Regions from separate parts of the Homo sapiens genome. Here all the other regions are linked to region 3. A link is a loop called in an ENCODE intact Hi-C map of the cell type or tissue named here. Cell type or tissue: GM12878. All regions are shown on one strand.

Evidence for each region. A loop is a pair of places that touch in the nucleus more often than their neighbours do. Peaks named below come from ENCODE experiments on the same cell type or tissue, not always from the same donor. Only the 100,000 strongest peaks of a DNase experiment are listed, where the experiment ranks them.
Region 1: it touches region 3 in a loop (4-fold over the local background); 72 of 110 quality-filtered maps call a loop at or near these places.
Region 2: a loop joins it to region 3, with 4 times the contacts of the local background. A loop is called at or near these places in 2 of 110 quality-filtered maps.

Annotation. Positions count from the first base shown.
Region 1 is chr1:66,332,084-66,340,083 of GRCh38, forward strand. PDE4B (phosphodiesterase 4B) reads left to right here. Exons shown (of 17, transcript NM_002600.4): 8 at 425-537. Among named protein-coding and RNA genes, the nearest start is that of SGIP1, 200 kb to the right of the region's middle. RefSeq lists enhancers at 1,430-1,489, 1,520-1,569, 4,853-4,902, 4,963-5,012 and a silencer at 7,903-8,000. In GM12878, no CTCF peak of the experiment used is centred here; a DNase peak (open chromatin) is centred at 4,038; H3K4me3 peaks cover 5,922 bases; H3K27ac peaks cover 7,516 bases.
Region 2 is chr1:64,957,352-64,965,351 of GRCh38, forward strand. All of the region lies in intron 1 of JAK1 (Janus kinase 1), which reads right to left. Among named protein-coding and RNA genes, the nearest start is that of JAK1, 5.2 kb to the right of the region's middle. RefSeq lists enhancers at 2,765-2,814, 2,825-2,904, 5,097-5,196. In GM12878, no CTCF peak of the experiment used is centred here; a DNase peak (open chromatin) is centred at 3,570; H3K4me3 peaks cover 4,964 bases; H3K27ac peaks cover 2,421 bases.
Region 3 is chr1:66,278,405-66,286,404 of GRCh38, forward strand. The region is part of intron 7 of PDE4B (phosphodiesterase 4B); the gene reads left to right. Among named protein-coding and RNA genes, the nearest start is that of PDE4B-AS1, 230 kb to the left of the region's middle. RefSeq lists enhancers at 3,931-4,230, 4,281-4,360. In GM12878, a CTCF peak has its summit at 4,110 (motif pointing right); DNase peaks (open chromatin) are centred at 4,147 and 5,497; H3K4me3 peaks cover 1,023 bases; H3K27ac peaks cover 3,940 bases.

The DNA of each region.
Region 1 (8,000 bases), 54 kb after region 3:
GATGGCAAAGCACTCAGAAATGACATCACATACCCTAAAGAACCCTGGGATGACTAAGGCAGAGAGAGTCTGAGAAAACTCTTTGGTGCTTCTGCCTTTAGTTTTAGGACACATTTATGCAGATGAGCTTATAAGAGACCGTTCCCTCCGCCTTCTTCCTCAGAGGAAGTTTCTTGGTAGATCACCGACACCTCATCCAGGCGGGGGGTTGGGGGGAAACTTGGCACCAGCCATCCCAGGCAGAGCACCACTGTGATTTGTTCTCCTGGTGGAGAGAGCTGGAAGGAAGGAGCCAGCGTGCAAATAATGAAGGAGCACGGGGGCACCTTCAGTAGCACCGGAATCAGCGGTGGTAGCGGTGACTCTGCTATGGACAGCCTGCAGCCGCTCCAGCCTAACTACATGCCTGTGTGTTTGTTTGCAGAAGAATCTTATCAAAAATTAGCAATGGAAACGCTGGAGGAATTAGACTGGTGTTTAGACCAGCTAGAGACCATACAGACCTACCGGTCTGTCAGTGAGATGGCTTCTAACAAGGTAAGAGATGATCTTTTTATTCATTAAAGTGTGATCATGCAGGGAGCTCCAGCTCCCCTCACCCCTGTCTGCAGCAGAGTGCACCAGGGAATGCTACCAACTCTAAGAATATGTTTGTTGCTTTGTCTAGAAGATTCTCTTCCAAAGTGTCACACTCTACTTGTGTCTTGATGCTACAGCAAAAGTTTAAAATCCTCAGTACGCTTCAATTTCCAGAAACAAAACTTCTCTCTTACTGATGCAGTTTGGAATAGGTTTAAGGTGAGAGATGTCTGTCTGTAAAGCTTCCAAATCAATATAACATTGAAAGTGCTTTAAAATTTTTTTACAATTATCAGGAAGCTAAAATCTGAGTTAGTCTTGTTGCATTGCAATCAGGTGTCACATATTTATTTTTAAACAAGAAAGTAGTTTAACCTTCATATATCAATGGGAAAGAATGGTCTGTGTTGAAGTTTGATAAATTCCCTCTAAAAAGAAGGATATCCTGGGATTTTCTAAGATTTCTTTTGCGATGCTGGCATGACCTAAGATAAAAAAGAAACAATATGCTTTGTCTCCAAAACCAGAGGTTTTCTTTAAGTTTGCTGATTTTCATAGTGAAATCATTTGAAATTGCTTCATGCATACTGCCCCCAAAATGGTTTTATTTACAATCCCCAGACAAAGCTTAATGTTGAAGAGCCTTAATTATCTATCATTATATCATTTGTTTAATTAACACCTGGACTTAGAATGCTAATTTATGTAGTGAGAGTTGTTGCTTTTTGTTTGTATTTTTACCTTGGAGAATATTATATTAAATACATATTGCTATAAAGTTATACAAAGTTATATATGTGTGTGTACACACACACACACACACATACACTTTGTTAAAAAGCCTTACACCATACCCTCATAGGTGCACATTTCAGAGTCCCAGTCATTCTAGCCTGAAGTATCATCTTGTTGTCTACGTTTCTGGGGCTGAGAAGATATTTTGCTCCACACCTGCCAGCATGCCCTTTCCAGCCCTGAGGTGCACCAGTGAGTGTGTGTCCCTTCTCCAGCTTTCCTGGGGTAAAAGTACCACCTTTGGATCAAGGCTTGCTGGCTGCGGCTCAGAGGATCTGCGCAGAGGAAGCAGTGTGTCCTCAGGAGATCCTGAAGGAGGGGAGGGGGGACTCTTCCTACTTGGAACTCTTTGTTTATTGGTTAATGAAAGGGCAAAAATAAGTCCCTTTCTAAAATTTTAGTTTAGAGTTTAAGTTGGAAGGGAAAAAAAAAGAAAAGAACACATTTGAGGATTAACTATTTATTGACTTTTCTCTGAAGTTCTCAATTGAAGGTTAAACTCAGGGATTTTCCAGGCTGGGGTAAAACTCAACCAACTGCTTCCCCATGAGGAGGGCTTTGCTGTGTAACTTCTCCAAATCACACTGGGACTCCATGTAGAAGGACTTTCACAAGGCTTGAGCCTACTTTGGAGCATTAGCAGACACTCTGTTCCCTGTATTTTGTGGTAATTGACGGCTATGCAAGATGTAGATCCAACATTTATGGGGTAGTTTTTCAACAGCTTTCACCATAGAGAACATGGCAAACTTCAATAGTCACCAAAATATACTAACTAGAGTCACCAAGATAAAGCAGGCAATTAACTCCAAGAAGAGAAAAAGAGTACCCCCTGAGAAACTACAAATTGCCATTAATTTTCATTTTGAGTGTCAATATGCTGTAGTATTCTAATCCCATTCATGCCTAGAGTGCTGGAATTAGACATTGACTGTCTTGCAAATTTATTAAAAATAATCTTATTCAGCATAGTAGTTAGTAAGGCTCTGAGACCAGGCACTCTGTAGACACGGGTGAGGATTCCAATCCCTCAGGCTTCCGCTCCTCCTTTATGGTGTTGTGTGCAGGAAGCAATGAAAGTTGAATAGAGCTAACCCTAACAAAAGGGCTAACCTTCAATGCTGACACAGTTAGCTTAAGTAAAAAGCATGCAGCCTCAGTCATTTTCTAGTTCTACAGTGGAAAGGTTGTCAGGGAAAGCAATTATTTAGTGCATGAATGATGCCCAACTGACAGCTAAGATTAATTTTTAAAAATATCTCTTTTTACTTTACTACCTTTAAAAAATTATTGATTATTCAGATAATTGTCTCAGGTTAAGCTTGAGCATAACATGCACCATGACACATATGATATAAGGCAATGAGGCCAGGGAGTGGTGGCTCACGCCTGTAATCCCAGCACTTTGGGAGGTCGAGGCAGCACTTTGGGATTGCTTGAGCCCAGGAGTTCGAGATAATGCAATGCAAACATTTTTGTGGCCACCAGAAAGAAATTGATCTACACCAGTTCTTTGGGAACTGAATTATCCATGGCAAAAAAAAACTATATTCCATATTCAGTTTTCAATGTTGCTGAAATTATCTGAGATTTCCATCCAAGTTGACATCTTAAAACTTTATCATGATCATCACTCCCTTTACTATGTAGTCTTATTTGGCCATATTTTGCTTACCCTTATCAACTAAGGAGCCAGTGTAAATCTCTGAGTTGCAGATCTGGAAGTGATGTGAAGAAATGTTATAGAGGGAGTGTACTTATCAGTGGTATCCACTACATTTTTGCAAAAACTCTGTGTTCCTAGTTCTGTTTCAGCTACGTGGCCACTAAGTTTTGTTTGCAATGTCTGATCTTAAGAACAGCGATAGGTGAAATTGTGTTATGCTGAGGGGTATTTGGGAATTACATAAGTGCAGTCTACATGCAACTGGTAGAGAGTTAACTGTGTTTGGTGGAGGAAAAGCAAGCATCTTTCATCTTTACTTCATCTAGGTAGGGTTGTGCTTTTTTAGTTTGTTTGTTTTCCTTAATCCTTTAAATTTTGAAGAAAACTGAGTGATTCAAATCTCCTAAAAGACTTTCTCAAATGTACTTCATAGCCTAGAGAGTTAGCTAAGAAACATCGTCCTCTGTTTGGCCCAAATTTCTCTGATCCCTTAATGCTGGCCACAGTCCAGATGGAATTCCAGAATTTTAGAGAATGGTGCTGCCAGGTAGGTTAGTCTTGTAAATTATTTTCCTCCAAGAATTACTAGAAGATGGAATAAGTTCAGCAGAAGTTTTACAAGGCAATGGTATTGTTATTTAAGATGAAAAGGATGGCTAGTGAACCTCCTGCCAGCTGCCCAAATTCGATTAGACATGTTAGAGCTAGCCGTTTTGCTTAACAACAGATTGCCTTCTTAGAATTGTTCATTAATTTTGTGTTTCAATTTTCATCACCTCCTGAATTAGAAGAATTGTCTTACACTTCAGCAAAATGCATCAGAGCATGAGTTCCTCAGTGGCAAAACAGTCAGATGTTTTGAAAACAGGATGCTTTGGCTCTCCATTATAAAAAGAGGAACGGAAAGAGAAACAGTATAGAAAGGAAGAAAGCAAATAGCCTCAGCAGGGTCCCCAGCCCAACAACGGCATAAACAGTGACCTATCTTCCTGACCTTCACTGTGGCTCAGTTCCTGACCTCGTGTCACCAAAGCCAACCAACGTCATTAGAGGAGGATAGGAGGAATGGCGCAGCTGCTGTGAGGGTGACTACAATTTCCTGTCTCCTTCCTGACAGACGCAGTCAGTAAAGTACAGGGTTGCAACAACAGTGGCTGAGGAAGGACCAACCCAGAACAATCCCAGGGAGGCGTAATTGTGACTGGCGGGGAATGGGGAGGTGTTCCTTCCCTCATTGTACTGAGAAACCTAGTCTTTCACCTAGAATTTTCAGGTGAAAAACGTCAAAAGGGTCATTCTTACCCAGAATGCTAAATGTTTTTCAAAAGATGAACATACTGTGGTATTCAGAAAAGCTATATTCAAGCAACTAGTCACTGTCTTCACTTCCCCCACAAACGCCCTCCACTGTCCTTTTCATTCTCCATTGGTTTGGCTCTGGGGCTGTTTTATATGCAGAACAAAGGTTGGGTGCTGCTGGGTGAAAATGGATATTCTGTTGTTGAAGAGTGGCCCTGTGTATTAGTACTTTTTTTTTAGAATGAAGCATTAGGACTTAGCACTTGAGTAAATGTTTGCTAAGATAGAAATGGAAGATAGATGGTCCTTCTTCTCTTAAGGCATTGTGAAGTCGGCTACAGATAACCATCATGAGGAAGTGAGTCCTCCTGGCTATGCAGGCTTATTTTTCCAGTTCTTCAGGTGCAGCCATACTACAGTACTAAACATGGAGCACAAAGGCAACTAATTGCCAGTGCTCTTGGGTTTGCAGGATAAAGTCACACTATTCTACCAGGCCCCGAGCCAGCTGGGAATTAGGCTGCATGACACTGGATGGTGATCATGACAGGCTGATTGCCCTAATGAGGGGTGAACCATTTTGTATTTAACTAAATAATCAATAACTATGGAAAATGCCAGCTCCTGCAGAACTGACAGGAAATAGATCTTACTGGCCAATGGATTCATCTTAGAACTCTGTAAGAGAGAGGGTAGACAGGCGCTCAGTCCTTGAAAGGAATATTCATGCCACTTTTGCCTAAAATGTAATGATATGATTACAGCAGTGCCGCCCTTAGCATAAGATGCATCCATTTGCTGGGCCCTGTGCTGTAATCAGAGGGCCTTAGCCTGGCCTTCCTTCTGCTGCCCTCCACCCAAGGAAGTAAGGAGTTGGCCGGGCCAAGGGAGCAGCTTTGCTCCCCTCTCTAAACTACATTTTGCATCTGCTGGACCCCCACATTCTCTGTCCAAATGGCTTTGAACCCACTTCCCGGCCACACAAGCCTCTTCCTGGGATGTGCTGCAGGCATACACACCCTTAGGCCTAAGGAGTTTAACCAAGAGGCAGCAATGAGAGGTGTGAAGAGACTTGTGTAGGAGGAACTTGGGTAAGCAGGCTGCGGTCCAGGGCTCACGACGGCTGCTCACAGGTCCCTGGAGATGGAAGGACATGGGGAAAGAGGAGGGCCAACCCATATCCAAGGAGTTCAAGAATTCTAAATTCAACCTGACCTTCCAGGCTGTTATGGAGGGATATCTGTCAAGGTAAAGGAGATAGCTCAATGTATATCTTTGTATATTTAGACTTACAGTGTGTGGCCCCACACATGTTAGAGGTGACCCTGGATTAGAGGGCAGAATAGAATTAAAATCAGTTCTGGTAGCCAGGTGGGCACTCACACATTTTTTTGGTTCAACTTTTCTCTCTTTACTGCTCAGATTTATATAGACTAAATTATGGAGGGAGCAAAATAAAGTGAAAAGAGCCTAGGAATAAGCCATGAGTTTGAGTTCTAGCCCTGCCTTTACTTAGGTATAGTAATATAGACAATAAAACTATTTGGAATCTTTCCATATTCTCTTCTATAAAACAAAATAATTGGAAAAGACCCAGCTCTTCAGTTTATTGATTGAATAATATTAGTAAACAACAGAACTACCTTTACAGGTGTATGCAAACATTGTGCTAAGCTCTTTACCTCATTCTGTAATCAATATTCACAGTAACACTTTGAAATAGGTACTGTTATTATTCCTGCTTTACAGATGAGTAAAGTGAGGCATACAAAGTTGAAATAACTTGCTTAAGGTAAATCATAGAGCCAGGATTCATATCCAGTCCATCTGACTTACCATCAATGATCCCAATGAGGCATATAAAGAAAGAAAAAAGTTTAGAGTTATTTAATAATTCTTCTAAGGGGATTTTGGATTGGTTGGTGGGTGATCTTGTTCTTTCAACTGTGGCAAGCATTATTAGTGAGGCCTAGTTCAAATTTATATTCTGTAGCTACCATACTCACAGCCTCTAGGATGGCCATTAATTGCCCTAAGCTCAGTCTTCTTGCCTGGGAAGCAGTGTAAGGGGAAAGAGCAATCGCAATTATAGAAAATGGTTATAAAGTGCTCATAAAAATGCAAATAATAGTATTAAACTAATCCATTGCCTATTTCAGATCAATTTGCTCACTTCACTATCTGTTTCTTAAAATTCTCCAACATAGCCTAAGATAAGATAGTAAAGGTCTGTTCAAAGCACTGTAGACTAACCCCAAATTCCCTTTTTCCCTGCTTCTCAAAATAAAAAGGGAAATAGAGATAAGCTATTCTTGGCCGGGCGCGGTGGCTCACGCCTGTAATCCCAGCACTTTGGGAGGCCGAGGCGGGCGGATCACAAGGTCAGGATATCGAGACCATCCCGGCTAAAACGGTGAAACCCCGTCTCTACTAAAAATACAAAAAAATTAGCCGGGCGTAGTGGCGGGCGCCTGTAGTCCCAGCTACTTGGGAGGCTGAGGCAGGAGAATGGCGTGAACCCGGGAGGCGGAGCTTGCAGTGAGCCGAGATCCCGCCACTGCACTCCAGCCTGGGCGACAGAGCGAGACTCCGTCTCAAAAAAAAAAAAAAAAAAAGAGATAAGTTATTCTTATTTTTTAATTTATATGATCATTCAAATGATTTGGGCAATTTCATTATATGCCACAACCTTTCCAAGGCATGGAACATGACCATAAAACAGAGAATTAATGCTTCAGTAATATGTAAGGGAAATTTTTGGAAGTAACATGTCCACTGTTTTCCTTGGGCATTGTCTTCAAATAAAGATGAAAGAGAAGATTAAGCTATTTATTCTTTGTCATTGTTTCAGTTACTCTTTCTATGACAAAATGGAGTTGTATTAGTGAGTATTAGTATTAGTGCAATTCAGTATTCCAAGTTCTAGTCTTCTCAAAACTTAGCAAATCAAAGAGTTTGAAAGTTATTTGGTGCTTTGTAGTAAGTTTGATTTGTAATCTGTTTTGTTTTATTCAAATAGTTCTTCATTGGTTTTAACAGAACCATTTCTTTACTCAATGGTAATCCATTTGGCCCAATCTTTCTGCCTAACTCACTTGAAAGTCCTCAAGTGAGCAAGTCTCTAAAAAACAAACAGAAATGAAGAGGACATTGCCTTTGATTGTTTTACCTCTGGCTACCTGATAAGAGAGCATAATAGTCTCAAAATCTGATAAATAAATCATTTTAAGGGGAGTATCTTTCTCCACATTGGGGAAAAAATAATAGTTATGTTTAGATTGTCAAATGTAAATGTAAATGTAGAACACTAGTCTTCAAAAATAGAATTCAACCCGTTAGCAGAATAAATGTTTAGTCTCCATTTTTTTAATACTTTTTTCTCATCTTTTAAAAATTGTTTAGTTTTTTTTTGTTTGTTTTTTTTGTTGTTTTTTTTTTTTTAGAATATGTCCGAGTCTAAAAGGCTCCTAGGTTGTATGCCATTGTTGTCTATGAAAGAAAAACCAAGGGCGATGGTGCTTGCATTTGCAGTATTCTTCCAAAACATTTTTCTTCTGAGTAAAAGTGTGCTCAACAAGTGGAGATAGCTCAGACATCTGGAAGCCAGGACTTACTAAACAAGAAGATGCCAGGGCAAATTTGTGCCACAGTCAATAGGTTT
Region 2 (8,000 bases), 1.3 Mb before region 3:
GACCAGGTTCCTTCCTGCCTCACCAGCCTCCACCTTTGTTCTCTCTGCACCAGCTGCAGGGTGTTGGTCCCACCATAGGTCTTTGGCACATATTCGTGCCTCTCACTGGAAATCCTCCTCATTCTCTTGGCACAGCTCTTTCACACTTCAGATTTCCATGTATAAAAGTGTACTGCAGGCCGGGTGCAGTGGCTCATGCCTGTAATCCCAGCACTTTGGGAGGCTGAGGCAGGCGGATCACGAGGTCAGGAGATCGAGACCATCCTGGCTAACACGGTGAAACCCCGTCTCTACTAAAAATACAAAAAATTAGCCGGGCGTGGTGGCGGGAGCCTGTAATCCCAGCACTTTGGGAGGCCGAGGCAGGCGGATCACGAGGTCAGGAGATCGAGACCATCCTGGCTAACATGGTGAAACCCCGTCTCTACTAAAAATACAAAAAATTAGCCGGGCGCGGTGGCGGGAGCCTGTAATCCCAGCCACTTGGGAGGCTGAGGCAGGAGAATGGCGTGAACCCGGGAGGCAGAGGTTGCAGTGAGCCGAGATAGCGCCACTGCAGCCCGGCCTGGGCGAAAGAGCGAGACTCCGTCTCAAAAAAAAAAAAAAGTGTACTGCAAAGACTCCCTTTTCTTACAACCCACCTCTGACATCTCTCCCGGTACTCAGCATCACTGTAACAAACAGTAATATAATTGCTGAATTGTTTTTTCAACTAGCAAGGAACTTTTCTAAGGGCAGGAGCCAAGCCCATCTTGTTCTCACATACAGTGAGATCTACAGAGAGTTGCTGAATAAAGGAACAAACATGAAAACCTAAGAGCATTTGTATTTCAGCCAGCTTGTAGATGGTAGGTGGCCTGCTTCCTAAATCACATCAAGTGGGCTTACAATTTATGTTTGGGCCAATATGACCTCCTCTGACTTCTTCCTACTTCCAACCAACCCAAGTGAATGGTCGTTCTACACAAGTAAAAACATGAGGTTCCTTGGAGTTACCACCATACATCAAATGATTTTCCCAAAAAGATAACCCGTATACTGTGATTCGTGGACTTGCCTTAAGTTTTACAGAATGGTTTTAACTGAACAAAATCAGTCAGAATATTAAATTAAGACATTAGCATATTACTTTTTAGTCTATGTTATGTGAATTAGTGCTAAAATGGGTTTGCAGGTACACCTGGCAAAAAGCCATTGTACTTCTTTCTTTATAATATATATTGCATCTGTCCGCATCCCTGTGTGTGATCCACCAAACTAGTTTAATAACAAAATTTTTATCTGGAAAGACACATATTTGGCAGATTATTTTTTCCTTGAGTTGTTTTCTGTTATCTTTTCTCTTAGTACAATATAAACATTATTTTAAATCATAATTGAAAAAAACTGTTATATAGCCTTACTACAACCTGATCAAATTAACTGTGCAAGCAAGCCTCCAGATAAAATTGTGCTTAACTGAATAAACTGTTGTCAGTTCTAATACCCTTAAGTCCTTAAAACACCATTAAAAACAAATAAGAGTTGCATTCATTACAAATGGTTCTTAGCTATTTCTACTTTATATTCAGACCAGTCTGAGTTACCAAGTGTATGTGAAAATAACAGACCTAAATTTATGTTTTAAATACCTACAGGTCAGCCTTTTCAGCTGAAGTGGACTTTCCTACCCACTCCCCCTCCATACAAATCAAATTAGGGAGCTTTCTTGTCTTTCTCATTCTAGAGTGGGAAGACAAGGGAAGATACAGCTAACTCCTTTGCTGTCAAAGCATATGGGATGAGAATGACATCAATAGCGCTTTTCCAATCACGTGGCAACAACTGTTCTTGAGTATAAATAATGCCCAGACCCAAGAAACCAGTCCAACATATACATCACCAAGAAGGAAATACATTTAAAATATTTTAAAACACACATCTATGATTAGGAGGAAGGGCCAACTCTTTGCACACTTTTACATTTTGGGTAAATCTTGCTTTAGGAAAGCAAAATATGTTTATGGAAACAGAAACTGTAAAAGGGCATTCCATAGAAACTGAATACATATTTGAGAGTCCCTTTAAACTCTTATAATTCCTTACCAGCAAAACTCCCTGGAGTATTATCTGATTTACAAGATATTTAATTTCCACACAACTCTGAAGACACCGTTTTACAAACAGGTATACATGGTGCCTCTGCCAATAGCCCACAACTTGCTAAGTAAACTGAATCAGTGAGGTCAACACAGTATCTTCACATTAACTTTCCCAGAAAGTCAAATACATTCCTACCAAATTATATACCTTGGATGGCACTTTAAATTAAATAAAAGCACCTTTGTTAGTCATTTTTCCTTAAAAATAAGAGTAAAACCTAATTTACCTAGCACCTTTGGCACTGTCTACGTAATAAACCCTTCTAGATTTGAGAAACTGCCTTCTTTTTTGATTTACTCATTGCTAACTGAAATCTAACATAGAATATATCTGTTAGTTTTTGTTTTGTATCTACTGGTGGCATCTTCCCTACTATGTTAAACATTCTGAATATAATTTGAGGGTTTTTTTTAAAATACACATCCTATTTATCAATCATTAAAATAAAATAAGCCAGGCATGGTGGTTCATGCCTATTATCCCAAAACTTTGGGAGGCCAAGGCAGGAGGATTGCTTGAGCCCAGGAGTTCGAGACCAGCCTGAATAACAGAATGAAACCTCTCTCAACAAAACAATTTAAAAATTAGCTGGGTATTGTGGCACATGTCTGTGGTTCCTGCTACTCGGAAGGCTGAGGTGGGGAGGATTGCTTGAGCCCAGAAGGTCAACGCTGACTTGAGTTATGACCACACCACTGCACTTCAGCCTGGGTGACAGCGCGAGACCTTGTCTCAAAATAAAATAAAATGTAAAAATAGCTAGCACATTTTCAGCTCATGCTGGCATCACTTCAAAATCTTAAGCATAGTCATTCAACCCTCAAAACAACCTCAGAGGTAGGTACTGTCTTTATTGTCATTCTATGGATAAGGAAACAGGCGTAACTTGCTTGCAAACTCACAGCTAGGATCAAATCATACAGTGTAGATCCAGAGCCTCCAAAAACAGACTATCAGAATCAAAAAACAAAACAAGGCTAAAAGACAATCAATCAGTCTGTTTTCTACTCAGAGGTACCATAAATTGATGTGATTTAGTCTCCTACAGCCGGCTTCAAGTTATTACTATCTTCTATGCAGACGGCCGCAGCTCCTCTTCCTAGGTTTCACAGTCAACCTTCTCTCGCAGCTCACTCTTAAGTAATCTTCCCTGAGTTAAAGCAAAGATTCCTCACTGGTGTTTCACCCTGAAGAAAACCTCTTCTTTGAATTTGTCTACAGAAATTCTCTGAAAGCAGCTTCTTATATTGTCCTCAGACCTTCTTACATACCTCCTAACCCCTAAATGAGACATCTGAAGTTGCCCTTTTCTGCTAGAGATGTGAACTTTCACTTCATTTATGCTCAACAACTTGACCTCTTCTTCATGGCTTGATGATCATTACCAATACCAAACACCATACTGTGCTGTGATTAACAATGCAACCTCAAATTGCTAGCTTGTTGACAATGGTGTTTGCCCTCCACTAAATGCCCCAGATTGTTTCACTTTTGAGTTTTGGTTCTCCTTGTCATAAACCAGTAGAAACTCCTTATTCACTTCTAAGATAAAAATTAACACTGCTTGCCTCTGAGAACATGTCTTCCTGTATTCATCCACTTAACAACTCTTGCCTCTTAGGTTTCTTGTATTTAATTTCCTAATGGCTTAAAAACCAGTTAGATAAACTGTCAAAAAAAAGTCTTTATAAATTAAAAGCAAATCAAAGTAGGTTTTATTCCACTGTAAGAAAAGCATGGATGAACTTCATGACATCTTGCTTGGCTCGAAGCCTTTCTTGTTTCCTAGTAGTCTTCTGGATAGTTGATAAATGGCAGATAATAAAAGGCGTTTTCTGGGATGGGGAGGAGAGAGTTGCACAATGGTCAGATGAAGCTCACCCTTCATAGAACTCTCAGTGCTTCAGGTCTTCATTTGCTAACGATGTTATTCTTGAGCTTGGAAACTTCAAATGGCTTCTCATCTTCCCCACTCATTCGTTCAACAGAGGCCTCAGTCCCTAACCTAACACTGCTCACAAATTTGTGGAAAGAGCTACGGTCTTCACAATCTGGATCCAACCTGCATGTCCTGCCCTACCTCCTTCCGCTCCCTCCCAAGCAGTCTTTGCTCTAATCTAGTGGCCACTTCCAAGTCTGCCACTGACACCACGTACATGCCCACTTTTATGTCCTTGCTCACACTGTATCTCTGCCTAGACTTCCTTCCCACCCTAAAACAAAGGAACTCCTACTCACTCCTGAAGGCCCAACTCAAATGAAGCCTCTTCAAAAAAGCATTTGACAAGGGCTCCACGCAGGAATTAGCTCTCTTCAGGGTCCTGGAGCTCTTAATTCTGACTGCTACTACAGCATCACCCACAATGTGTTACAGCCATGTATACCAAGTTTATTTCCATATAAACTATGTCTTATCCTTCTGCCAGGCACTTAATAGGTACCAAAGAGATGTCTGTGCATACAAAGAATGAATTAATCTGTAACATTAAAAAAAGAAAGATAACAAGGGGAAGCTACTTCCTAGTCCTCAAACTTCAAAGGAGTGCCATGAAGGGTTCTAGGAAACATTCTACAATCACAAAGATTTACTCTTTTACATGCATATAGTCTGCAACTGTAAAACTGAACATGCCCTCAGGGTCTTCCACTAGACTGTAAATTCCACACGAGGACAGATTTGTACCTGTTTTGTTGTCTGTCTATTCACTCTCTGAGATTCACTGCAAGAGCTCAACAAGTATTTGCTAAATGAATAAAAGAATGTATAAAATGCTAGTGTGAATAGTACTGTTAAATAAATTCAGTTACTGCAGATTAAAAATATCCCAACAAACGCCAGCTCTATCTTCTGGCCAGAGTAGACTTAAAAGAAATTATCCTTTTGCTTCTAAAGCAGGTCTTGCCTCGGGACTGGGCAGTTTATCCGCAGAGCACCAAGGAAGAATGTGTGCCCACTGCCAACTACAAAGAATCATGGATCATAAACCCTCAGAAGTGGAGGTATCACGGAAATGAGCTTAATGTTTTATGCTTTCCTGTCGCCTTAAACTGCCAAGAAGGCTGGTGCACCTCAGAGGAAAGAATACTCACAGGAATTAGTTTCCGGTCCCTGAAACCCAGTCATTTCAACATGACAGCTGTTTGAAATCCCATGTAACCAGAGGGTTTCTGAGACAGGAAGCAACAGTGGCACACCTAGCTGAGCACGGGGGAGAGTAAGAAGCAGAGAGGAAACAAGCTGAATGAGAACATGGCTTGGAGGCAGCAAGGAAAGTATAAAAACAATGAACCAGGCCAGGCGCGGTGGCTCACGCCTGTAATCCCAGCACTGTGGGAGGCCAAGGCAGGCGGATCACTTGAGATCAGAAGTTCTAGACCAGCCTGGCCAACATGGTGAAATCCCATCTCTACTAAAAAACAACACAAAAATTACCCAGGCATGGTGGAACGTGCCTGTAATCCCAGCTACTCGGGAGGCTGAGGCACGAGAATCACTTGAACCTGGGAGGCAGAGGTTGCAGTGAGCCTAGACTGTGCCACTGCATTCCAGACTGGGCGACAGAGTGAGACACCATCTCGAAAAATAAAAATAATAATAAAAACAATGAACCGATGTCTCTGATGCCTACTATAATGTAATTTACCTTTACATCGTAATTATTAAAAAAGAAAGAAATGAAGGGCACAGAAACAAGGAACACCTTCCTTGGTCACCAGCTACTCTCTCTCATCATTCTCTGAATCCTAACTGCTCTTATAGAAAAGAAATTGGCAAGGATGTGAGTGTGCTTAAATGGACAAGCGAGTAGAGCATGAATGACTTGTTCCCTCTATTTTCTACTTTCCTATATTTTCTAATTTTTCTATAGTGAATTCTCCTTATTGTTATGATGGGAAAAATAACCTTTGCTTAAAGAAATTATAGAGCTAAAAAGTACATGTTCTGACAATAAGAAAACTAAGTATACTAAAAAAACCTTTACCCCAAAAAATGAATAACAAAGAATTCGATAATATCAAACCATCCACAGGCGGCTTTTTACTCAACATATTGCCTTAACCCTGGTTCCCTCAACTACCGGTAAATCTAATGATTCACTTATGAAAAATACTCTTCATATTAGTTATGATTTGCATAGCACGTCACAGTTTCCATGCATTATTTACCTGACTTCCCCCCAAAACTCTGCGAGATGACCAGGGAGAATATTTTTATCTCCATTTTGCAAATGAAGAAAAGAGGTGCCCTGAAGTGAAAAAATTTGCCACAAGAGCCCAGATCTTCTTGCTCCTTACTCAGTATTCCAAAGCAGGACTTCTTAACCTGGGCACTACTGAGATGGATAATTCTTTGTTTGGGATGGGGGGCTGTCTTGTGCGTTATAGGATGTTTAGTAGCATCCCTAGCCTCTAACCACTAGATGCCTACCAGTAGCACCGCTCCCTTCCCCCAAGTTGTAACAACCAAAAATGTCTCCAGAAACTGCAAATATCTCATTGGGTGCAAAATCATACCCTTACTAGTCTAAAAAAATCTGAAAGTTCCTTCCAACACTCCTGTTCAATGACAAGGTTCCATATACCACTGAGCCACAATAATCACAGAACATCCAATGTTCCTTCTTCAGCGAGATTCCATTAATAAGCCAATTCCCCATCCACTTAAAATAATGGTTTTAAATGTGAAAATGAACAAGAAAAATTTATTTGTATGAATATTCACATCTCAGACAATAAATCTTCTAACAGCATGCTATTATCTTATCAGGACATAAGGACATACAAAATGGGATGTGTCTTTGAGGGGAAAAAAACACCAGAGGAATCTGAGAATTAGAAAACACAGATCATGGTCTTTGCTATGCAGTTATACCTTAGTGTTCTCTTGTTCTCTCTACACAAATGAGTATCAACCTACACGTTCTCAATGCTTGTTTCAGTCGGAAGTATATGGCTTTAGCCAAGCTCATGTTAAGATCCTAAATTACAACAACTGAAATGTAGTTATATTTTAGGAAATGTTTGAATTATTTTACCTATATCTAATTTATGCATTCTCTACAATCATTTCCCAATGGTAGTAAATAATTAGTATAGTATGAAATGGAGGAAACCATTTAAACTGGCTGTATTCAGTGTGGAGTATCACACTGCAATCCTAGCAGTAAAAAAACATAGTTTTGTATCTATTTGCAGAAACTAAGACTCAGTCAAAGCACTTAGTTAATATGATATACAGAATTAAGAAGAGGTTATGATTATTCCTATTTATAATGTCCAAAGTCATTCCAGTATGATGTCTTCACATCTTTAAATGTGATCTGGATCTATACAGGGGAGACATTTTCTCCACATTACAAAGCATATTGTACCAGAAATGTCTGGAACCCTGGTGGTCTCCATTAATCTTCACCACAAAGTACAAAAGAACACATTGATCCTTCAATGAAAATAATCCCCTGGTCTTGGAAAACATCAGAGTCACCAAAAGCAAAATCAAGAAACAACACATAATGGGGTTTTGGAAAGGGAAGAACAAAGATTCAATCAATACGAATTGCTCATCTTAAACAAAATCTACTGTGCCTATACCCATATTTAACTCAAATCTTTTCTTCAAAAAATAAAAAAATAGCCAAAACCAAACACGCCCTGATTTACATCTCTCTCTGCATTATTCTCATCACTTAACTACCCATGTTTTACTCCCTGAAAGAAGTAATGACAATTTTATACCACTGTAAATTCCTGCCAGTGAGAGAAAAACCCTATGACTTGGGGGGAAAAGTGTCAATGACATGTATAGCGATGTACTCAACCAGGGGCAGAAGGCAGCTCACAGCCACGTAGTAAGAAGA
Region 3 (8,000 bases):
CATCTGCACAAAAAGAAAACTGGGCTCATGAAAGAGCTTTTTCATTCTCTTGGGCTATGTGACTATCTCTCTGGAAAGCAAATGCAAGGCTAAACCTCCGGAGTTCTCCATTTGCTGCCTTTGGAAGGACAGTCTCACCAAAAGAGCCAGTCATCCTACTAAGAACATAACACTATGACTTCCTTTTCATCCCTGCATTGCTAATAGGGCCTCAAAGGAACAAGGGCTCAGTTCTGTGAAGTAAACACACACCTTTAGTGTAGTGAATAAACACTGGAAGAAGCTTTTCACATATTTGTAAGCTCGGAAGTCTTTTAGGCATTGAGTAGCAGCAGCTCCTTTATTGCTTCATGCAGCTGCACGGGGTACCTGCCCGGACAAACAATGAATCCTTCAGCTCTCTGAATGTTCCAGTTCTGTGCCGTGTGTGTGTGTGTATGTGTGTTTGTGTGTGTGTGTGGTGTGTGCATGCATACGTGCATGTGTGCTGGTTTGTTACTTGTATATCCCAGGGGAAAATAAGGGTTCTTTGCATGCTTTTTGTCAACACAATGGGTCTCTGTTCTCACTGACCTGGTTTTCCTTTATTCCTTCCCTCTCATCACAAGTTTAGGCAGTCTGGCTTTCCTCATCCACAGAGCAAGGCCTTCCCCTGATTTACCCCTCTCTGCATGCTCTTCACACTTCCAAACCATTTTCCATATAGGCCCCTTAAATCTAATTTAAATACTTCCCTCTGGAAAGCCTCAAATGATGAGTCCTGCCTAATTGCTCCCTCCTGTACATGTCCTATGTTGCTTTCTAAAAGCATCATAGCTCTTTATGTCATGGGCATAAGTTCTTCCTTCATTATTTGTCAGGTGTGTGTGCACTCCTTAAGCTAAAATTTTATATTATGGCATCTCACTGAGCCAAGAGGAAGGAGGAGTACTTGTGTGAATAAGACCTAGACTCTGATTGTGAGTTTAAACCGTTTGGAAATAAGAAATAAGATACATTACTTGAGGCCAGGAGTTCAAGACCAGCCTGGCCAACATAGTGAAATCCCGACTCTACTAAAAATACAAAAAATTAGCCAGATGTGGTGGCACACTCCTGTAATCCCAGCTGCTCAGGAGGCTGAGGCAAGAGAATCGCTTGAACTCGGGAAGTGGAGATTGCAGTGAGCCAGGATTGCACCACTGCACTCCAGAGCGAGACTCTGTCTCAAAAAAAAAAAGTAAGATACATCAAGATAGGGACTGTGTCAGTCATGGTCCTCTACAGAAACAGAATCAGCAGTAGGACAATATTCACTTTAAGAATTTGGCTCATGAAATTATAGTGGTTGACAAGCTTGAAATCTATAGAGCAGAAAGTAAATTCAGGCAGTAATTAATGCTGCAGTCTTCAGGCACAATATGTTCTTTTCCAGGAAGCCACAGTTTCTGCTCACAACTGACTGCACAAGGCCCACCAACATCATCGGGGGTAATCTCCTTTACTTTAAGTCTATTGATTGTAGATGTTAACCACATCTACAAAATACCTTTCACAGCCAACACCTAGATCAATATTGATTAAATAACAGGGCACTATAGACTAGCCAAGTCAGCACATACAACTAATTATCAAGGACCCATCAACCAACAACCCCAAACACCTGTCTTTGGAATTAGACTGGAATTATGCCTAGCTCTTCTACAAACAAGATGTATAAAATCCAGGACAATAAAAATTTTTGTATTATTTCTGATTGAGTCTTCACTTCAAAACAAAATAAAATAATCATTCATCCTAGCTCACAGAATTGTTTTGAAAACCAAATGATAGTTCGAAAGACCAGAAGCGCAAGCTATTGGTACTTTGAACACCTTGACAGTGCGCAAGTAGTGGCAGCACACCTGTTAAATATTGGTGGCCACACAAACACATCACCATTCTCTCTACTGAGCAGACATGAGAGAAGAGAAAATCTTGGGCTTTTGCTTTACACGAATGCCAATCAATTTGTGCCTAGTATCTGGAACACACAACTGATTATCTTAAACTCAATGGAGGGAAATATCTTTAAAAGAAGTTAATTTGGACCAGAAATATCTCAGGGGAGGTAGGAGTGAGGTTGGAGCATTCTTTATGTACATTTCCACAGAGTTGAGTATGAAACTTTATTCCCTGTAAAAACAAATTGGAAATTTGAATGTGAATCCAATTTGCCAGGTTATCCTTGAGACGCCCTTCCTTCTCACACCTGGATATTAAAACTTATCTCCATTTCCCTGTGAGTCTTGTATTCCTGTCACTAAAAATTCCTCCAGCCTCTTTGCAGAGCACATTGGCACCAGGCCCCCTTCTAAAGCCACAATGCCGAAGTTCTGATTGCACCTCCGTATTCCTATGTTTCCGGTAAGTCTTTTAAAGACATTTGGCTCCTGCCTCTGGTCTTGAATATTTTAGGCCTATTGAGTTTAGAATCTAGAGAAAATAGCAGATTAAATGTAGCTCAGGAACAAGAGGGTGTTGTCCAGAGAAAGCTGAGAGTGACTGGCACAGCAGACGTAAACATCGTCACCAGGGTGTACATAGCTTTAACTCAGGTACCTGCACGGGCATCACAGGCAGCATGGCACAGATAGTTCACAGGCCTGGGTATCTATGCTTATGGACTGGCCTTCCAAGTGCAGTTTCCTGCTCACTCTTATTTATCTTCTGATAAAGAATTGCTCCCAGCAAATTACTAAACTAAACCTACTGCTGATACTTTTACTCCAGTTGTAAAAACACATTACTCCCTCTGCTTCTGCAGAAGTGGAACATGCTTCTACAATTCCCTTTTCTAAATTTGTTGATGGATTACTTATTGCCCCACTCCTCAAGTTTCTGTGGAGGGGATTCCATCTAATCTTTAACAGGGAACAGTTTTTGGGAAATATTACCTTTTCTCCCTTCTGTGCTGCGAGAGCAGAGGGCAAAGACAAGTAACAGTGAGTGGGAATTATAGGAGAGGTTTTTGCCTCAGTGAGCCTTTTAACCCACTAGAGATCTGGAAGAAAATGGAGTGGGTTTCTCTGGGAGGTGATTTGTTCTGCATTCCCTTGCTAGAAGATCACTTGCCTAGACATATGTAGGAAGTTTAACATGGGTTTTCCTCATTCGGAAGAAGGGTGGATTCAATCACTTCTGAGATTTTTCTTGTGTTAGGAGCATATATGATGGAACTGTGTTTTGGTAAATCAGTTTCAGTTCTACACTGCCCCTAAAGTATTTTGCTTGTTTTCAGAGGTCTGTCCATAAAGCATTTGTTTCAAATACAAGGCATGGGGGAGGAGGTGTTATCACAATATCAAACCCCTGCTAAGTATCAGATTTTCTATTAGGTACTCTGCAAAGGAGATCTGTTTTTATCCTCAACAACCTTCTATTAAGTCAATATCATTATCCCATTTTTTTTAACCAATAAAACTATGCCTCCATGAATGTAACTAGTAGTATAAAGACACTCACTCAGCTTGTAACAGACAGACCTAGGATCGGAACCATAAAGACACTCAGCTAGTAAGCAGTAGAGTTAGGATGTGAACACTGCCTTGTTTGGCTCAGAAGCCTGTGTACTTGGCATGAGCTCTCTGTGCTGTCCAGTAAGTAAAGGTGCATGTGATGCCCACACAGGTACCTGCGTTGAAGGTACGTACACCCTTGAGATGGTGTTTACATCTGTGGTTCCAATCACTCTCAGCTGTCTCTGAACAATACCAACTTGTTCTTCAGCAACATTTAATCTGTTTTTTTTTCCTCCAGATTCTAGAACTAGAGAGAATTTAGAAGAAAATACATTTCAAGCTTTAGTTTTCCCTCATGGGAATAACTGAGCCAATAGGGAGGTGGCAGTGTCTTCCTCTCTTCTAGGAATAAGTCTCCTTCCCTGAAAGACTTTTGGGTTTTGAGTAAGCCATCCTGGCAGGGAAAAGAGGCAGGGGAGAATTTTTAGGACGTAACAGAGCTGTGGGAGACATATCTCCAGTGCATTACTCACTGCTTAAAAGACACCCCCAGCCTCTGACATCACAAGGAGAGAGAATTAGATTTCAGATCAGTAGTGAAACTGAGGTGTGTCTTGCTTGAACACAAGGAGGCAGCCATCCAACTCTAGGCTGGCTCTGGAAAGTCCCATTTTGAATAATTTGCTTCTTATGATGCTTTGTTCAGCTTCCCTACCTTAAGTGAAACTGTGTGACTTAAATGAAAGAGCACTGAGCTGAAACTCAGGAAACCTAAATTTCAGTACTGGCACCAACCAGGTGTGTAACCAGAAGTAAATCCTTTAACCTTTCTAGACTCAGTCATCTTTAGTTTAAATTATTTTGAGTCTTTGAGTCTTAGAATTCAATCTTACTTCAGATTTCTATAATGGCTCCTGGCCCAAAAATAGTGGTGTGTGGGTGTTGACATGGATAATTCTTTGTCACGGAGGAAACAGCCCCTCAGTAAGAATCTGGAATTCAAGCCTAGGTCTCTTTGGTCTAACTCCAAAACCTAGGCTTCTTCCACCTCTCCTACCCTGACAAGAGGCCATACTATTGTTTCATAACAAAGTGTATCTTTATTATTTTTATAATCCCTGTTAGCCTTGTCATTGGCACAGTTCATTAGCAAACATTCATTGAGTGCTTATGAGTGCTGGGAAAATAAAAAGGAAGGGGACATGGTGCCTGACCTAAGCTTAAAAGCATTTTCATAAGGAGATTCTGGAGCCACACTGCCTGGATTTAGATCCCAGTTCTACTATTTTTAGACTAATCATTTCTTAAACTTTCTGCATACCTCAGTTGCTTCATCCTCATTTTCTTCATCTTTAAAATTTTCCTCTTAGAGTTGTTTTAAGGATTAAATTTGTTGCTTCTGTAAAACATTTAAAATAGTGCCAATTATAGAGGAAAGACCAAATACATCATTGCCGTTATTGTTACTATTATATATATATGTGTATATATGTATATATATATGTATATATGTATGTCAGTCCCCTTGTGTCAGGAGTCTTAGAAGGTTGCAACTGGGTCTTGTTTGCTGGCACTTAATAAATGTTTGTTGGATCCAATTATTCAACACATATTTACAATGTTTCTACTATGCGCAAAGCCCTCTGATGGATCCTTGGTAGAATCCAGAATTTTTACAACTTTTTAAAAAATTACCATGTTTTAGAGCTTGCGTAAGTATAATTTGGAATTTTTTTTCTCTTTCAATATTTCTCTTCTTTCTTTTTCTGTGGCCCTTGTATAGAAAGTATTGAGGAACTGAGAGGAAGATATCTCACACATATGCTTGCTAACTTAATCATATGAGCCATCCTGGAGGAGGTGGGGTTAACAACACACCAAAAAGAAGATTCTTCTCTTTCTTAAATGATAAATGTCTTTTAGAACTCTGATGTCAGACAAGAGAGTACTGCTTACTTTTAATGGGTTTTCTGTGTCAGAGAGAGAGAAGGGAGAGAGAGCGAGAGAAAGAGAGAGAGAGAGATTCATTCACCACTTTCTCATTGACTCATTCATTCACCCTAAAAGCACCTGGCGAGTACTCACCACAACATGAATCAGGCATTATGCCTGGGTAATGCTGGATAATGGAGATACAGAAATGAATAAAACATGGTTTCTTCTTTGGGAGAGTTAACAGTCGTGGGGCAGACAAACATAACTTGATTTATAACGCAGTGTAATAAGAATTTTTCAGAAGCATGAATAAAGTGCTCTGGAAGGACACAGGAAGGCAGGTAGTTGGGAGCAAGATCCTATCCTAAGTACAAATAACACTCTGTACTGAGCTGTACCTAGGAAATTTATAAATTGGATTTTATTAAATTTTAAAAATTAGTATTTCCCATAGCTCGGTCATTCATTATACGCCAAGTGTTCAGCCATTTCAGCTCAAGTTAGCATATTCTTTGAGCACCTATTATAACCAAGTGGATTAGGAGACTACATATTAATTCTGACCATGACTAGGACAAGGAAGGTATAAGATATATGATTTGAACTCTGCCTTAAAGAATAGATAGTATTTCATAAGGCAAAGTGAGAAATAGTTTTTAAGAGGGCAGACCATGCTCAAACAAATGGAGGCCAGCCAGGTGCAGTGGTGCATACCTGTAGTTCGATCTACTCAGGAGGCTGAGGCAGGAGGATTGCTTGAGCCCAGGAGTTTGAAGCTGTAGTGCACCAAGATCATTGCAGTGAATAACCACTTCACTCCTACTGGGCAACAAAACAAGACCCCATCTCAAAAAAATAAAGTATGCAGATGAAAAAGTATAGGTTTAATTGCTTAGTTATTGGAATGAAAGTCACCCTAGGGGATTAGTGAAGAAAGGATAGGGTGTAGGGATATGCAGGACATTAGACAGGAAAGATGGCTGGGCAAAGAAAAAAGGGCTTTGCATACCTTCCAAGATTTTATTTTGTGTGCAGCGAGGAGCCACTGATATTTGTTCATCAGGGAAATACATTATCAAAGCAGTGCTTCTTGGGATGGTTAATGTGGTTTTGGCTACAGTGACAGGAAGCAGATTCAGGCTTGGAATCAGAAAACATAACAGAGATTGATGAATTGGGATTACTTGTGTGATCTTGAGCAAGTTCATAATCATTTCTGAGCTTTAGCCTCCTCATCTATATAGCAAGCAAGATGAAATTACGACAAGAGCAACAATCACAACAACAATGTTTATTGATCATTACTCTCTGAATAGCATGGTGGTAGGGCATTTCCTTGTAATGTTTAAGCCTCAAAACAACTCTGTGAGTTCTTAAAAAGGTAAACGTAAATTTACCCATATGACCCACCAATTCCACTCTTAGATATCTACACAACACAAATTGAAGACGTATAGTCTTTCAATATATGTTCCACAAAGTCGAACACAAATGTTATTAGCAGCATTATTTATTTGTTTTTAACTTTTGATTTTTAAAAATATATTTAGGGGGTACAAGTGCAGGCTTCTTACATGAATATATTGCATAGTGATGAAGTCTGTGGGCCTTTATTGTATCCATCACCCAAATAGTGAACATTGTACCCATTAAGAAATTTTCAACTCTCACACCCCCTTACCCTTCCACCTTTTGTAGTCTCCAACAGCCATTATTTCACTCTATATGTCCATGTGTCCACTGTTTAACTCCCACTTATAAGTGAAAACATGCAGTATTTGATTTTCTGTTTCTGAGTTAATTCACTGAGGCTAGTGGCCTCCAGTTCCACTCATGTTGCTGTGAAAGATACCATTTCATTATTTTTATGGCTGAGTAGTATTCCATGGTATATATATCTTAGCTGATCCTGACTCAAGCAGCAGTTGCCCAGACGGATTAGAGGAGTGACAGGAACCAAGAAAAGAGCTGTACAATGCTGCAGGCAGGAAGTAACAAGAGCTTACCAAAGGCACTGTCAGGAAGAAAGAACCAAAGGTGTTGACAATGAAGCCAAACTAGGGTAAGGCTCCTAATTGTACCATATTTTAACTTCTCTAAACAATCATTTAGGATGCTTGATTCTATGAACAAGAGAAGACAAAGAATAGAGGACTTCCTTTCCTTCAGCAAACAGCTGACACACTTTCCCATCATAAACTTCGTAATTCAGGATGTAAAACCAGATCCAACAACCAAACCCAGCTAGAAGGTTAAATAAATAAGTGCTAAATAAATAAACATGATTTTTCTTTTCCTTGGCCCATGAGTCTCCATAGAAGATGCCATGTGCTTCTGGTAATTGAAGTCTACTAGTCAATTTTCCTTTCTTTGTAAAATTGGGGGAATGGCCTACTCAGGGTTATAAACTGAAACTTTGAGGAGTTGGAACTTTTTGTATGTTTTGTTTTACATTTTCTCGTCATGAGCCCCATCATTAATACTAATTATGAATCACAGGTGAGGGAGTGCACCTAACATTTCATCTTTTATTTTGAAATGCTATTAAAACTCAAAAGGCAGAAACATAGCCTGTGGCCTTGGCAG